Regions from separate parts of the Homo sapiens genome. Here region 1 is linked to region 2. Evidence: read pairs that join two places in POLR2A ChIA-PET (ENCODE). Cell type or tissue: PC-9. All regions are shown on one strand. Each heading gives the region's core, and the rest is flanking DNA. Links, peaks and the distances in the headings are about the cores only.

What was found. ChIA-PET counts read pairs that join two places held together with the same protein. Peaks named below come from ENCODE experiments on the same cell type or tissue, not always from the same donor. Only the 100,000 strongest peaks of a DNase experiment are listed, where the experiment ranks them.
Region 1: POLR2A ChIA-PET joins it to region 2 with 8 read pairs; 2 of 35 experiments call an interaction of 5 or more read pairs at or near these places.

Annotation. Positions count from the first base shown.
Region 1 is chrX:114,955,643-114,963,618 of GRCh38, reverse strand. No RefSeq gene overlaps it. Among named protein-coding and RNA genes, the nearest start is that of IL13RA2, 58 kb to the left of the region's middle. In PC-9, for the core only: CTCF peaks have their summits at 3,497 and 3,699 (motif pointing right); no DNase peak of the experiment used is centred there.
Region 2 is chrX:115,019,639-115,027,614 of GRCh38, reverse strand. No RefSeq gene overlaps it. Among named protein-coding and RNA genes, the nearest start is that of IL13RA2, 6.0 kb to the right of the region's middle. In PC-9, for the core only: no CTCF peak of the experiment used is centred there; a DNase peak (open chromatin) is centred at 4,314; H3K27ac peaks cover 2,719 bases.

The sequences.
Region 1 (7,976 bases), core at 1,722-6,721, 64 kb after region 2:
AATGCATGACGGCTGCTATTATTAAATTATGATCATTGTTTTATTATAAGCCAGGGCAGAGTCATTGAAGTTGAATTGTGACATTGAATTGTAACCAAGTCTGCAACCTCCTGGTGGAGCATATAGACCAGGTTTTACATGCAGTGGATCCCAAATTCTGCTCTGTGGATGGCTGCTTCAGAATCTTTGCCAACACTTTTTAAAAATATAGATGTTCAAGCTCTGTCCTTGGAGATAGTAATTTAGTACATTTTATAAACTATTTTCCTAAAACCCCATTTTAAAAATAAAACCAATTTGCAGTCAGATTTGGGAACCACTAATTTAGAAAATAATATTCATATTCCCTATCACAGCATTCAACGCTTTACATGATCTAGCTCTATCCTGCCTTTACATTCTCAGCTTTCCACTGGAGTAGTAGAGAAGACTTCTGAAATAGTTTTGTGACCCTACATGATATTTGTAAAAGAGAAGTGTTGTAATTCAAAGACAAAATATCATCCAGATACTACAAAGGGTGTCAGTACTCTGCAGCAGAAGTTTTGAACCCGAATACACACACAAAACAAATCATTTGGGGGCAATTGTTAAATATACATATTCCTGAGCTATACTCCTGGAGTTTCTGGTGGAGCAAATCTGGGATGGAGTGTAGGAATATAAACTTTTTGAAAATCTTTCTAGGTAATTTCAATACGGAGACAGGCTTGAAAGCCACAGTATATTTTTCTCTGTATCTGTATTTGTTGAGAACAGAAAGCAGAGTTTCTTCCTTTTTTATATTGTCCTAAATCAGTAGCCCACTGCTTGCACAAAGTAGGTGCTCATTTATTAATCCAAGTAAGGGAAGAGGATTGGTTGGTTCAAAATGGGAGATAAATTTTTGCTGTGCCCCCATAAAGACTATTTGTATCAGACATATTCTCTTCTGGAATAAAGGAGAAAGAAGGCAACTGACTATTCTATTCCTGACTCCCCTGTAATCATTTACAAACTCACAAGAGATATAGAAGTTTATGCTCTTTGATAGTCTCAAAATCCTAATTTAACCAACTTGGACTAGCATTATTCATTCAAAGCTATTTAACTTTTTCTTTCTGTTGTCTTTTACCTATGAAAGCAAGGCAAACAAACTATTCAGATTCAGGGTTTTAGTATTCTGGTTAACAGTGCAGGCTCTAGATTCACACTCCTTGTGTTCAAATATTTATTGGCCCTTTGCCAATTGTGTAAGCTTAGTCAGGTTACTTAACCTCTGTGTCTCAGTTTTTTCAACCATAATATGGGGGTAATATTAGTTCCTACATTATGCAATTGTTGTGAGAATAGGAGACAATAAATATAATGTACTTAAACAGTTTTTGACAAATCAAATGTTCTGACTATTTATTTGTGTATCTCCTTTTAACTAATGAATAAATTTTTTACATATATATATATACATCACATTTCCATAAAATTCTGATTCCACTATTTAAGATAAACACTTTGGTGAATAAAACAACCTCTCACATAGAAGCCACATTTTCCAAACAGTGACAGAGGGCAAGATTTGACAATGTGTTGTAGAGGAGAGGTTTCCAATGACTAGTACTTGATCATATTTTCACCTGTCTGTGAAGAGTGGCAAATATAAAATGGTATAATTGCCAATTGTCATGTCTTATGAAGCATTGCCCTTTAGATACTGATTATTTTATTCCTGCATTTTTAATATTAAATTATCTGCTTTCAGGGAATGACATAATGGCTTGAAGTATGATTTTTTAAATTCCCATACCTGGAAAAGAATTTTAAAAGTGACAAACCTATGTCAGAACCCTCAAGTTTTTTGAAATTTTACTTGTCAGTGAAATGCAATAGCTTAGGAGCATTCTGAAAATCGATGATGTGGTAAACACTCGATAATCTGGATAACTGACTAGCAGCATTATGATCACCACTATTGCGGCTGGAGTGGAACAAGATCACCTTGGTGTTCCTTGTTTGGAAGATTATTTCCTCTGAATTTCTGGGCTTGGTCTTCCAGTTGGCATTTGTATTAAATGTATTAAAGTTGTATTAAAACAATTTAATGAAAATATTAAATATTTGGTTTCAAAAGGCAAAAAAAAAAAAAAAAAAAAAAAAAAAAGAACCGCTATGCTAGCCCGGCGCGGTGGCTCACGCCTGTAATCCCAGCACTTTGGGAGGCCGAGTTGGGCGGATCACGAAGTCAGAAGATCGAGACCATCCTGGCTAACATGGTGAAACCCCGTCTCTACTAAAAAATACAAAAAATTAGCCAGGCGTGGTGGCAGGCGCCTGTAGTCCCAGCTGCTCGGGAGGGTGAGGCAGGAGAATGGCCTGAACCCAGCAGACGGAGCTTGCAGTGAGCCGAGATCGCACCGAGCCGAGATCGCACCACTGCACTCCAGCCTCGGTGACAGAGCGAGACTCCATCTCAAAAAAGAACCGCTATGCTGAGGCCTACGATCACTATGAGATTCATTTAAAGCTAAAACATCAAAGCAGAAGTTCTCATTTCTTTTGGCTATCTACCAGTGCAAAATACACATTTCTTCCAGCTGTCTTGTGAATGTGGTTTTGATTTTCAGTTGACAAGTTCACCTGAACATTAAATGTAGCAAAATACTTTGCTTGAACCTTTTGCAAGAGGCAAGATTCAGGACAATGGTGTTCGTGATCTCCTGTTGTCATTTTAGGAATTTTTATGTACTTCACCAGCAGCAAAATGATACAGTGCTTTTGGCAGTTAAACAATCAAGACATGAGAATATTAGAGGGGACTGTTGATTCGCTTGTTTAATGCTTGCATATTAATTATATCAAAAAAGGAGAGAACTTCCTGTTTTGTATTATAAGAAAAAGAAGAAACCTTCTTGTGTTATATTGAAGTATTGTATAAGGCATTTAAAATGGTTTGTAAAGATTAAAGCACTAGGAAAATGCAAAATATTATTAGATGGTACTTACATGAAATGAATACAACTTCCTCTACTGTTTGCTTCCCTCATAGTATTTTTTGGTTGTTTTTAAACTTTATTTAAATGGCATCATACAGAATTCACTGTCTTATGTTGGACTAATTTAATTATGTTTGCAAGTTCCATACATATATCTGAATATGGCTGTAGTTCATTTTTATTTTTGTATAGTATCTTATAAAAATATAAAACCTACTTTTTCTTATTTTTCCATTTAAAAATGTTTATTTTTATTTCAACTTTTATTTTAGATAGAGAGGATACATGTACAGATTTCTTATATGGGAATATTATGTGATGCTGAGGTTTGGAGTACAGACTCCATCACCAGCTACTCATAGTTTTAATATTATATGAATATAACTTTTCATGTACTAAAGACATAGGCAATATGTCGGGATACTTCCTCTAAAACACAATTGTTGTAGGGAACCCAGTTTAAAATTGTGTTTAAAATATTGGAGTTGTTGCTTCTTGGTGATAGTTTAATAAACAATATTTTTCTTTGAAATTTCTGGACTTCCCAAAAAATTCTAAGATGACTGTTATGTATATGAAATGTGAAATTATAAATTTAAAGCATAAAATGAAAGTAGATGCAAATAAAGATAGTCTAACCACTAATTTTATAGTTGGAAATGAAAATCATTACATAAACCAAGCTTGCTTTACATCTGATTTCCACTGGGTGTCAGTAATGTATGACTTTTAACACATAATCTCTAAAAGTTGTATGCTAGTTCTAAAGCTTATTTTTTGTTTGCACTTAATATTTGTTTGGAGATTCTTATTATTGAATCAATCTTTAGCTGTCTATTACTAGTCATTTTATTCTCTGGCTGATAATGTATCATAACCACCATAAAATTATAAAATGCATAATAAATGATACTTTTTGTAATTTGATGACATACAAAATTGAAGACCCAAAGAAAGTGAAAAGAATATGTAACTAAGCTGTTAGCTTAAAGGTTTGTGCTTTGTTTTGTTTTTTGTAGATTCAAGCTAACTAAGTGCTACATTAAGCAGGATTGCCTAGAAACAATTAAAGGGAGCCACTCATTGATTCAACTCTACAATTATACACTCAACACACATTGATTGAGCATTTATTGTGTGTTAGGAATTGTTCATGGGACAGTGGATAAAGTGGTGAACAAGATGGTCATTGTCTCTTCTCTCAAATTGTTCAGAATTTAGTTCGGAAGACATATAAGTAAAATCACAATTATAGGAAATGTGATATATGATATGTATTATGTAAAGGGTGGACAGTATAGTATTGGGGCTGAGTTCTCTGGCTCTGGAGTTTGGCTGTCTGTTTGGATTCCCATCCCTGGTTTTATCCATTATACGACATAAGCAAAAATACTTACTCTTTCAGTCTTAGTTTTCTCATATGTACAATGATGATAATAATAGTATCCATCTCATAGGGTTGTTTTGAAAATGCAATGAGATAATCCATTTAAAGCATTGGGCACAAATCACTCAATATATGTTAAAGAATGTTATTAATGGACCCACAGGTTGCTATAAGGGGCAGTAAGGAAAGGACATAGGAGTGAGAGTTGGTAGTCGTAGGGTTGGAACTTCCTTCCAGAGTTGATGGCATTTGCAAAAGTATAAATGCATTTTGAGAACTTAAAATTGTTTAGTATGGTGGACAAACAATCAGTGGTTAGATTTGAACGTGTCGACTTCCAGCTGAGTGTATCCATCCAGTAGACGGTTGAATATGGGTCTGTAATATAGCAGAAAGAGTTGAGCTGAAGTTTTGGAGGTCATAAGCATGTGATGGTTGAAGACATAAGTGTCAATGATGGAGAAGGAATTCATTTAAGGAGTTTCAACTCTAGAATTATATGATTAGTGTTATAGAAACATCACTCTGGTAACAGTGAGGAACATCGATTTGGAATGGGTGATACGGGCACTGCTCTGAGACCAAAGGCAAAAATACAATAGAAGTTGTCAGGTTTACGAGATTTTGACTAACATAATTTCTCTAAATAATAATGCATTGTAACATGAAAAAGTAAAGTAGTATGGGTAATTACGTACATAATCATCCAAAATATATATTAAAGATTTAGTGATATCTGGTTCAAAGTCATCATTTTAGGAAATCACACACTATTATAACCAGCAGAACACTTTTTGATGTATCTTAATATAATTTTTTCTTTGCCTTGCACCAGTCTCCCTCTTATTCTAGAAGATGCATACATGTGTCTGGTAAGATTTAGGATAGTTAGAGCAGAAATTCAAAGATATGATCAGTTAATATATTCATAATGTTCAAGAGGGATTAGAATGAGTCCCTAATGTGAGAGATTTTAGGACTGAACTTGAAGGAAATGTTTTCCTCTTGAAATCCAGGCTTTGTTGAGAGGGAGGGTTTTCTATCCTCTTATCTCTTTTCTGTACTTATTTAATATGGGAGATTTTGTTTTTCAATAGAGTAGAGCAGAGGACTTTTGGATTGTGTACAGGGACTTGACGGAGGATAAAGACAGTGATGATAGAAGGAGATATCATGATATCTGTCCCCTCTCTGGTCAGCCAATGGATTAGATCTAATGTGAGAAATATTGAGATGAAAGTTGAGGGAGCTGTTCTCATGAGACATGGTAAAACTTTATGTCTTGGCTAATGTTTAAAAAAAAAGATGATGAAACATGATGCATTAGAGCCCAGTTATGTTTAATTTAATTTATTTATTTATCCAGTCAGGGTCTTTCTCTGTTGCCCAGGATAGAGTGTAGTGGCATGATCGTGGTTCACTGCAACCTTAAACTCCTGGACTCAAGTGATCCTCTTACCTCACTCAGCCTTCCCAGTAGCTAGGACTATAGGTATATGTCACTGCATCTGGCTTTTTTTGTTTTTAATAGAGACAGGGCCGCACTATGTTGCCCACGCTGATCTCAAACTCCAGGCCTTAAATGATCCTCCCATCTTGGCCTCCCAACATGTTGGGATTACAGGCATGAGCCACTAGCCTAGCCAGAGCCCAAGTATAAGATGAGTGAAAAGAAATTTGAGAAGATTCTGTTTATCAAGGAAGAGAGGCTTTGCCTTTGATCAGTGGACTGTGGAAAATTTAAAAATTTCATCTTGATTATATTTGGACAAACATGCATTTCACTTTATGTACTACAGACCTGACAATTTCTATGAGGAAGTGAGGCAAGCTGGCCAAGTTATCAAGATGGTTTGTGAAATGAAATATTATCGGCCAGGCACGGTGGCTCACGCCTGTAATCCCTGTACTTTGGGAGGCCGAGGTGGGTAGATCACAAGGTCAGGAGTTCAAGACCAGCCTGGCCAAGATGGTGAAACTCTATCTCTACTAAAAATACAAAAATCAGCTGGGTGCAGTGGGAGGCGCCTTTAATCCCAGCCACTTGGGAGGCTGAGGCAAGAGAGAATCACTTCAACCCGGGGGGTGGAGGTTGCAGTGAGCTGAGATCATGCCTCTGCACTCCAGCATGGGCAACAGAATAGAGTGAGACTCTGTCTCAAAAAAAAAAAAAAAAGAAAAAGAAAAAGAAAAAGAAAAGAAATATTATCTAATAGCTTGGCAAATATAAGTATTTGCCAATATATAAGTATTTGCAAATATAAGTATTTGCTAATAGCTTGGCAAATATAAGTATCCCAATTTTCAATTGTCCTCCAGTCCGTGTGTGCTAGCAGTGTTTCAGGGACAGGTCTAACAGGATACACAGCTTGACACCAGCTTTGATTTTCAGAAGTTTAAGCATACCAACCATATCATGATTTGTATTAGTAGCCTTTGGGTTTTGTGGGAACATGAGGAGGGCACACAGCAATCCACTAAAAACTCATATTAGACATTTCATTTTCCAAAGACCCTTCTTGGCCAACCTGCCTATGAGATTCTGTATTCCTTAGTTCTTTACACAGTGGGAAGCTTCTGTCTCCTACCTCTCTTGGATTACATTCACCTATATCACTTTCAAATACTTTTCTCTTTGATCATACCCTAAACATCTTTGCAAAGATGTTTATCCAAAATGCTCAAATTAAAAGGGCCCCACATTTATACGGACCTGCTCGTCTTAGAAGGTCATCTAAGGGACCAATTTTTGCACTTCAGCATACACCTTGAGGATTCACCCCCAACAGCTTATCAACATATTTCTTCCAAGTAGTGAATTCTGATTTACATGTTAAGTGAATAAAATGTTTTGCTTTTATTATATTATCATTTAAATGAATCTATGATTTTAATGTATTTGTTAAAAAAATGAGCTTGAAAACTTCAGAATCAAAATGTGTTATTTCTGTTTTTGAGATGGGGGTCTCGCTCTGTTGCCCAGGCTGGAGTGCAGTGGCCAGATTACAGCTCACAGCAGTCCTGGCATTCCCAGACTCAAGTGATCCTCCCACTTCAGCCTTCTGAGTAACTAGGACTACAGGCACGTGCAACCACCTCTGGCTAATTTTTACATTTTTGTAGAGCTAGGGTTTCGCCACGTTGCTCAGGCTGGTCTTGAACTCCTGAGTTTAAGTGATCCACCAGCCTTGGCCTTCCAAAGTGCTGGGATTACATGCATGAGCCACCACACCTGGCCAAGTGTGTTGTTTAAATTTTGAATATTTAGGGGATTTCTTTTTCAGATATCCTTTTGTTATGGATTTCAAATTTAGTTCTATAGTGGTTAGAGAATATACTCCATTGTATTTCAATCTTAAAAATTAGTTCAGACACATTTTATGGCTGAACATGTAGTCTGTCACTGAAAGTTTCATGTACACTTGAAAAGGATTTAAAGTCCGCTATGGTTGTCTGAATGTTCTACAAATGTCAGTTAGGTAACTCTGGTTGTTAGTGTTGTTTAACTTGTCTATATACATACCGATTTTGTTCTACATTATTATATCAATTATAGAAAGAAAAATATTGTAATCTCCAACTGTAATTATAGATTAGTCTGTTTTTCTTTTCAGTTCTAT
Region 2 (7,976 bases), core at 1,515-6,514:
ACATCATTATGCAGTGCATGACTGTATTAATGACTGAATGGGACTGAGTGTGCCAGTATCTTTTGATTTATATGATCATTTTGATGTAAAGAATCTGTGTTTGTAAAAGGGGAGGTGGACTGTGTTTTTGTGATTTATAAGATATATGTAGATTTGGTTTTTGGCTAGTTTCCAGGCACATAGCTCCTAAAACTCCTGGAATCTTTTAAGTGGTAAATGTCTTTTTGTATGTTAGTGAGATTACTGTTGGCTGGGGGCTCCTGGTTAGTTTCAGGATGGGGGCTGGTTGCCAGGGGAACCAACCACATGATCTCCTCACCTTCAATCTCCTCACCACCCTCATCCAGGGAAGGGAGAGGGGCTGAATGTTGAGTTGATCACCGATGACCAATGATGTAATCAATTATACCTAAATAATGAAGTCTCCATAAAAACCCAGAAGGACTGGGTTTGGGGAGCTTCTGGAGAGCTAAACATGTGGAGATACCTGGAGAAGGCATGGAAGCTCTGTGCCCTCTCTCTCATGTTTTGCTAATGCATCTCTTCCATCTGGCTGTTCATTTGTATCCTTTGTAATACCATTTACAATAAATGGGTAAAAGTAAGTAAAGTGTTTCCCTGAGTTGTGAGCTATCCTAGCAAATTAATCATACCCAGAAGTCAGAAACACAAGTCAAAACCCAGGGCTTGCTATTGGCATCTGAAATGGGGGCAGTCTTGAGGGACTAAACTCTTAACTTGAGGGATCTGACACTATCTCCTCGTAGATAGCCTTAGAATTGTCTTGAATTAGTGGAGAAGTGATTGGTTGTTGGTGAAGGAGAAATCTCCATACGTTTTGGTGACCAGAGATGAAGAATTTGTTGTATTGCCTGCATGAGAATAGAACAAACATTGTTTTTTTCCTATCCCTAATAGTTATCCACACTCACTGTGTCCAAATTTACCCTTCCATTCTTTCTTGAACTCATTTTAATCTGGGTTTTTCCCCCAACATGCCACTGACTGAATTCCCTTAGCAATATTACCAGTGATTTCCACCTTGCTTAAACCATTAGCCCATTCTCAGGCCTCATTTTACTCCACCTATCAGCAGCTTTTGACATTGTCTATCACTTTATCCTTGAAACATTTTCCCCACTTGATTTTCCTTTCACTTCTGTGGCCTCTCTTTTGTCTCCTTTGTTGGTAGCCCCTCAAAATCTATTTAGCCTTTTATATATCGAAGGTCTCAGTCACTGGCCCTCTTTTCTTTGTCTCATGTACACTCTACCTTAGGTGACGTCAATCAATCACATGGCTCTAAATGCTGTCTATATCCTGATGATTCCCAAATTTATATTTACAGCTCTGGTCTTTCCCCCTATCTCCAGAGTTGAATATCCAACTGCCTACTCATCTCCCCTTGGATATTAGTTAGTCAGCTCAAACTTAACCATCCAAAATTGAACTCTTGACCATCATCCCTAGGCCCCATAAACAATTATCCAGATGGCCATGCCAAAATAAAGCCATCATCTTCTGATACTCCACACTCAATCCACCAGTAAATTCTATCAGCACGGCTATCAACTTGGTCCAAGTCACCATCATCTCTAGGCCGGGTCATTGCTTCTACCTTTCCATTGCATACAATAGCCCTTTAAAATGTAATCTACATCATGTTGAGGTGGGAGAGTTCCCTGGCCCCTTCGCAGAACCTGCGACAGGAGGATATGGCTCTCTGGCAACAGGGGGATGTGGGAGGGGGAGCATGCAGAGGGGCAGGTGCAAGAGCCAGGATGAGTGCTTTGGGCTCTGGACCCATGGCAGTATCTTGGGGTGGGTGTCTGTGACTCTTGAAGCCCAAGTGGGCATGTGTTACAGTGCACTCTTTTAGCCTTGTCATCTGTGGATGGCTTAAGTGTTGAACAGTTCAGTGGACTTGCCTTTTTGCAAGGGCAGAGGGCCAGTGTGACAGCTTTCTGTATCTTGAGCTCTTGTCTAGCATCCAGGAAAAATCAGGTCACACACGAACTTGAAGGATGAATGCGGGGGTCTTATTGAGTGGTGGAGGTGTCTCTCTGTGGGATGGATGTGGAATTGGAAGGGGGGTGGAGTGAGAGGATCATCTTCCCCTGGCATTTGGCCATTCAGCAGCTGAACTCCTCTTTGATTGTCTCCAGCCGAACTCCTCTCGGCATTCAGACGCTCCTTCTCTTCTCTCTGCTGTGCCTTTCTGCCATTCTTCCAAGCTTCTGTTTGTCCCCTCATGGAGGCTAGGGTTTGGGGTTTATACGTGTACAGGATAAGGGGGCATGGTGGGCAAAAAGGCAACATTTTGGACGTGAAAACAGGAATGCCTATTCCCATTTAGGGCCATGGGTTTCCAGGCTTGAGGGTGGGGCCTTTGTCTGGGAAATGCCCTCTTCTACCCAGTATTTCCCTGTCTCCTGTCCATATCAAAGTCACTGCTCACAACTGTCCCGTTGCTTCCCATTTTACTAAAAATAAATAGCAAATTCATCACCATGGCCTACCCTCTCCTATATTTGTGAGATCATCTAACTTTTTCTGTTCCCTATCCTGCTGGTCTTCCTATTCCTGAAACTACTATTTCAGTGAATGTGCTATTCCTTCTACCTGAAACATTCTTTCCCTGTATCTTTACCTGGTTTATTCCCTACATCACTGAAGTCCTTGATGCTACTTTCTCAGAGAGGCATTCCCTGACTACCCTTACCTAAAATGAACCTCCCATTATTCTTTCATGTTATCCTGCTTTATTTTTCTTTATACATCTTGTGGTTATCTGATGTTTATTGTCTGTCTCCCACACCAGAAATGAGGGTAGCTACTTTGTCTTGTTCACTGCTGTATCCCCAGTACCTATAACAGTGCCTAGCATGTAGTAGACTTCCTGAAATAATTGAATAGTTAATATGTAATGTAAATATTAATATTTAATTGTTTATAACATTCTTTTCTATAACTAATAGTCCTGTATATAATATAATACCACATTTCCATGTGTTTACAGTCTATAAATAACATACTGGTAGATTACCTGGAAGGAATATAAAAATTGCTATTGTACATTTTGTATTCTATTTTTACTGAGTATTGAGTGGGTAGAGTATATCCTATTATTTACTTTTAAAGGGGTCACATGACATGAATGTTTTGGGTATTCCCTGCCTGTTTGCAAACAAGTATTTGGGAGCATCTGGGAGTACAGAGAACAGTGTTGAACAAAAGAGATTGTTTCGCTAGTTCCAGAGCAGTAGTGCCTTTCAAGGCAGTGCATTACTCTTCAGTTATGACTTCATTGGAGTAGAATGTAAGGTATATTTAGTAAGAACTATTTGACCTGTTCAAGAAATATTTACTAATTGATGACCTGGGGGATTTTATTTAAAGGGTTGCAAAAAAAAATTTTAGTGGGTTGTTTTCAAAAAGCATGTTGGTGGTTTGTTGGATAGAATTATAAACTAATAAACCTGTGATCTCAGTTCGGGGACAAATTCTGAAATTTGTAAACTGCTTCATGAATTAACACTGTAAACCTAGATGTTGCTATGGTAGCTCCAAACTGAATTGTCTAGCTTTGACAGTGTTGCAGGAAACTTGTTAGCCACATGAACTCAAGATGTCATACAGGAAAAGCATCTAAAAAAACATTATGGGGCCTGGCGCTATGGCTCAGGCCTGTAATCCCAGCACTTTGGTAGGCCGAGACAGGAAGATGACTTGAGCCCAGGAGTTTGAGACCAGCCTGGGCAATATAATGAGACCCCTGTCTCTACAAAATAAATATGAAAATAATTATGGCCTAGAATAACTACCCATGGTTTTACAAGAACTGTAGATTTATTGAACATATTTTATAAATATCAAATAATGTTAGTATGTAATCTTATCAGGGATGCAAATATAATCATGATATATAGAGCTAGATGTTAAAGTGATATTTGTTAAAAATAAGTCCTACATGTATTTCAATTCCATACAATGATTTTCATAATTCAGCATCTTCCTAAGTTCCTTGTGTATATGTATAGGACATGACTGACACAACTTTACTACTGGCAAACATGATGCATCTGTGTGATTCAAAGCCCTTTTGTGTTTCATAGTACAAAGTCATCTTCAGCATTCTTTATAAGCTACTCCACTGCAGGACATGTTATTTACTAGTTATTACCGAAATTAGATTTGATTCACCACCAGGTCATAGGCTGATTGTACTATCATTGAGCCATGTATTAATCTCAGTGTGTTATCAGGCCTCAAAACCTGGCAGGTTCCAGAGATTCTGTTTATGGTGCTGAGTCATGACTATACTCCAGAAGCTATGAACAGGCATTTATACATGTTGGATGGCCTTCCTGAAATAAGATTAGCTATCCAGGAAGCCAGTGCTCTTGAGTCACATCCTGAAACCACGGATGGATACATGGCAGATTAACCATTGAAATAGAGAATTATAGCCTAGGGATAACTTGTGTGAGAGAAAATTGCCTTTCACAGAGTGAGATTACTTGAAAGAGAGTATTATATTTTAAAAGGAGTATGACCTTTAGAATCAGATATTGGCATCTTTTATTGCTTAAATTGTATAACCTTGAGAAACCTGAGCCCCAAATGCCTCATTTGTAATATTGGAATAATAATAATAGTAGTCAGCAAAGTTTGTAAGGCTTAAGTGAGCTAATCCATTTAAGCATCTGGCACGGAGCTTGACACCTAGTAAAGGTAAAATAAACTATAACCTCTATTATTATTATTATTATTATTATTATTATTATTATTATCATTGTTTTCCGAGGTCACCTGGCAAAGCTGGTGAGAGAGCCCAAATCTCCTAGTCAATGCCTTCTCATGTAAGACTATATCAATTTATCATTTCATTTGCAAATGACATTTAAGTCTGCAATCACACTACATTTCCATTTTTCTCTCCTCAGTTTCTATTTCTCGATTTTTCAATTTTCTTTCTCCTCAAGCCCCATTCTAAAAGCTTTGGCCAGTATTTTTAGATAGCTTAAACAATGTGAATAGAAAGTATCAAATTTTATAATTGATTTTTTTTATGCAAAGGCAACAGAAATAACATGCCTATAGTTTTTATGTGTTTTTTTTAAAGAAATCATTTTAGTGACATTGCAAAAATTCCATTTATCATTTTCTAATAAATAATTGTCTTTGCAAATTGGTCACTGCCTTTACAATAAAATAAAACAAAAAACATATGGTCATTTTGGATACTGTAGAAGAATCTTTTTTTCCTTTGTCAACATAGAGAAAGAACATTTCTAAAAGACCATGTTATGTATTATTAGCCTAGCAATGTTTTTCTGTCTCTTCCTTCTTTTTCCTATCCTTTCTGTATAGATTGTATCAGCTGTGGGGCACTGTGCTAGTCATATCACTTCTCTAAGCCCCAGTTTTACTGTTTGTAAACATGCAGTACAAACCTTATACACTTACAGACCTGTTAAAAAATAAACAAATTCTTTACAAACTACAAAAAGCTAAACAAACGAAAGAAATTACTGTTATTATGGCAAAGATCAGTAAAGGCAGCATATTGGATCAACAAGGGTGGTAGAAATTGGAAATTAATAATAAGTGTCTAATTATCTACTATGAACAAGTTTATTTTGCTGAATTAATAAAGGCAAATGTGTAGGATGTGGTAAGTTATTTTCAAGTGTTGCTTAGTGGCAGTGTCCTCAGAAGCAAACCCCTCTCAAGTATATAGAGCAATTTACTATTCTTCTAGCACTTTCACATACATTATCTTATTTAATCTTCAAGACACCCCTGCCAGGCTTGTATCATTACCTCCATTTTATAGATACAAATTGAGATATAATTTACCTCTTATCACAGTGGTTGAGGCAGGAGTGAAATCCAGATTGATACTTACACCGTTGTGTCTTTTATTATAAAAAGCTCCTCGGCTATGTATCTGTTACTTTATCCAAAGAATAGTTGGTCCTGCCAGCTTTTACAGCACCTTGGTATAATTCCAAATTTGCTTTAGATGGCTTTTGGCCTCACCCATAACTTCCCCATCTTGTGGCTTGTAGAATCTGTGTCCTGGCCCTGTGACTGTTTCAGGAATACCTAACTAATATTTTCTACGTGCTTGATTATTAGGCAGGAAAGTATTAGAGATTCTAATTAATGTCTCTAAAGTAGAGAGGAGAACAAAAGAGGACCTGTGATAACTGCTTACGTTAATCTATTTCTTGAGAAACCATATGATTGGTAAGTACCTGGAATTTCTCCAATAATGCAAAGATTGCAGCCAGCTGTTAAAGTGAGAGTATTATGTTGCATGACTTTGAAGCGGTGGAGAAGCGAGGCCGAGAAGAGGCAATCACTTTAGGTTTGCCATTCCAAAGGAGATTCTCAGTGAGAAACTATCTCAAAAGTGTTGTGTAAAACTGAGTGGGTAGAAATAGAAAGCTCCCCTCCACATTGATCTTAGGCATGGAAAATACCTAGTGTAGTGATTACCATCAAGGGCTCTGGTACTAGATTGTCTAGATTTAAATCCAAGTTTCACCATTTATGGTGTGTGACTTGAGGGAAGCCATTTGACTTCTGTATGTCATAGTTTCTGGTCTTTAAAAAGTTAATCTCATAGAGTAGAGAGTAGAATAGAAGTTACCAGAGGCTGGGGAGGGAATAAGGGAGCCGGGATGGGGAAAGGTTGGTGAATGGGTACAATGTTACAGTTAGATAAGAGGAATACATTCTGATTTCTATTGCACAGTAAGGTGAGTATAGCTAACAATAATGAATTGTATTTTTCAAAAGCTAGAAGAAAGGAATTTGAATGTTTTTACCACAAAGAACTGATAAATGTTTGAGGTGATGTATATGCTAATTACCGTGATTTGATCATTACACAACGTTATCCATGTATCAAAACATTACACTGTACCCCACAAATATGTACAATCATTATGTATCAATTAAAAATTAAAGTTAAAAAGAAAATTTAAACAAATAACATAGAACTAAAAATAGTATATATGTCCAAGTCTGATTGTGAGGATTATATGAGATAATGCATATAAATTGCATAGCACAGGGCAGTGCCTGAGATGTTGAATAAATACTAGAAGGTACTATTACTATGACAGATACTATGACTGTTGCCACTTTCACTTTGTGTCTTCTGCAAGATTTAGCTGGGATAGTATCTGGCAAAAAACTTCCAAAGATGCTCAATAAATATTTATTGAATTATTACTCTGTCAGAAATGTCATAATGATAAAACTGTGTGGTGGGCTGGATGGTTTGGGTGGTGACAGTAGGTAGAGGAAGGTTGGGAGTTAGGAAGAGGCTTCTAGTAAAATAGGTGCAGGATAGATTCATTATGATAAGAACATTTATTTGCTAGTTAGTGGAAAGGGTTCAGGAGATATGGTTTTCAATCCCAGCTCTGCCACCAATAAGTTGTGTACACTTGGCTTACTTACCTTCCTCTCTGGCTGTTATTTCCTTATTTTTAAAAATGAGGAGCTAAGACCAGATGAGTGGTTATGAACTGTGGTCTGGGGGTCTGAAATATAGAAAAACAACTTTTTCAAATCTAATATGTCTGCATTTGCTTTTCTAATCTTCCCTTTGTCTTCAGGTCCCCCTGGTCCTTGTGAAAAACTCCGGTGTTCCTGGTAACCACATAGTGTATAAAGCCCCTCATTGCACTAGTGACAATCCTGTAACCCAGAAGCAAAGGAGAGAATTGTCTTTGTGTTCATTTGGGTAAGAAAGTCTTGGTTGGGCCCTAGGTGTAATTCAGCAACTCCTTTTGTGGGTTTATCCATAAGTGATGCTAGAAGCTAGTTATCCCATTTTCCACCTTTGCTTGGGTATATTGATCAGTCTGATCCATGAAATGCTATTTGATAGCCTGAGTCAGATTTCATAGCCTATAAATGGAATAGAAGCAAATGATTTTAAACTCTTTACTTAG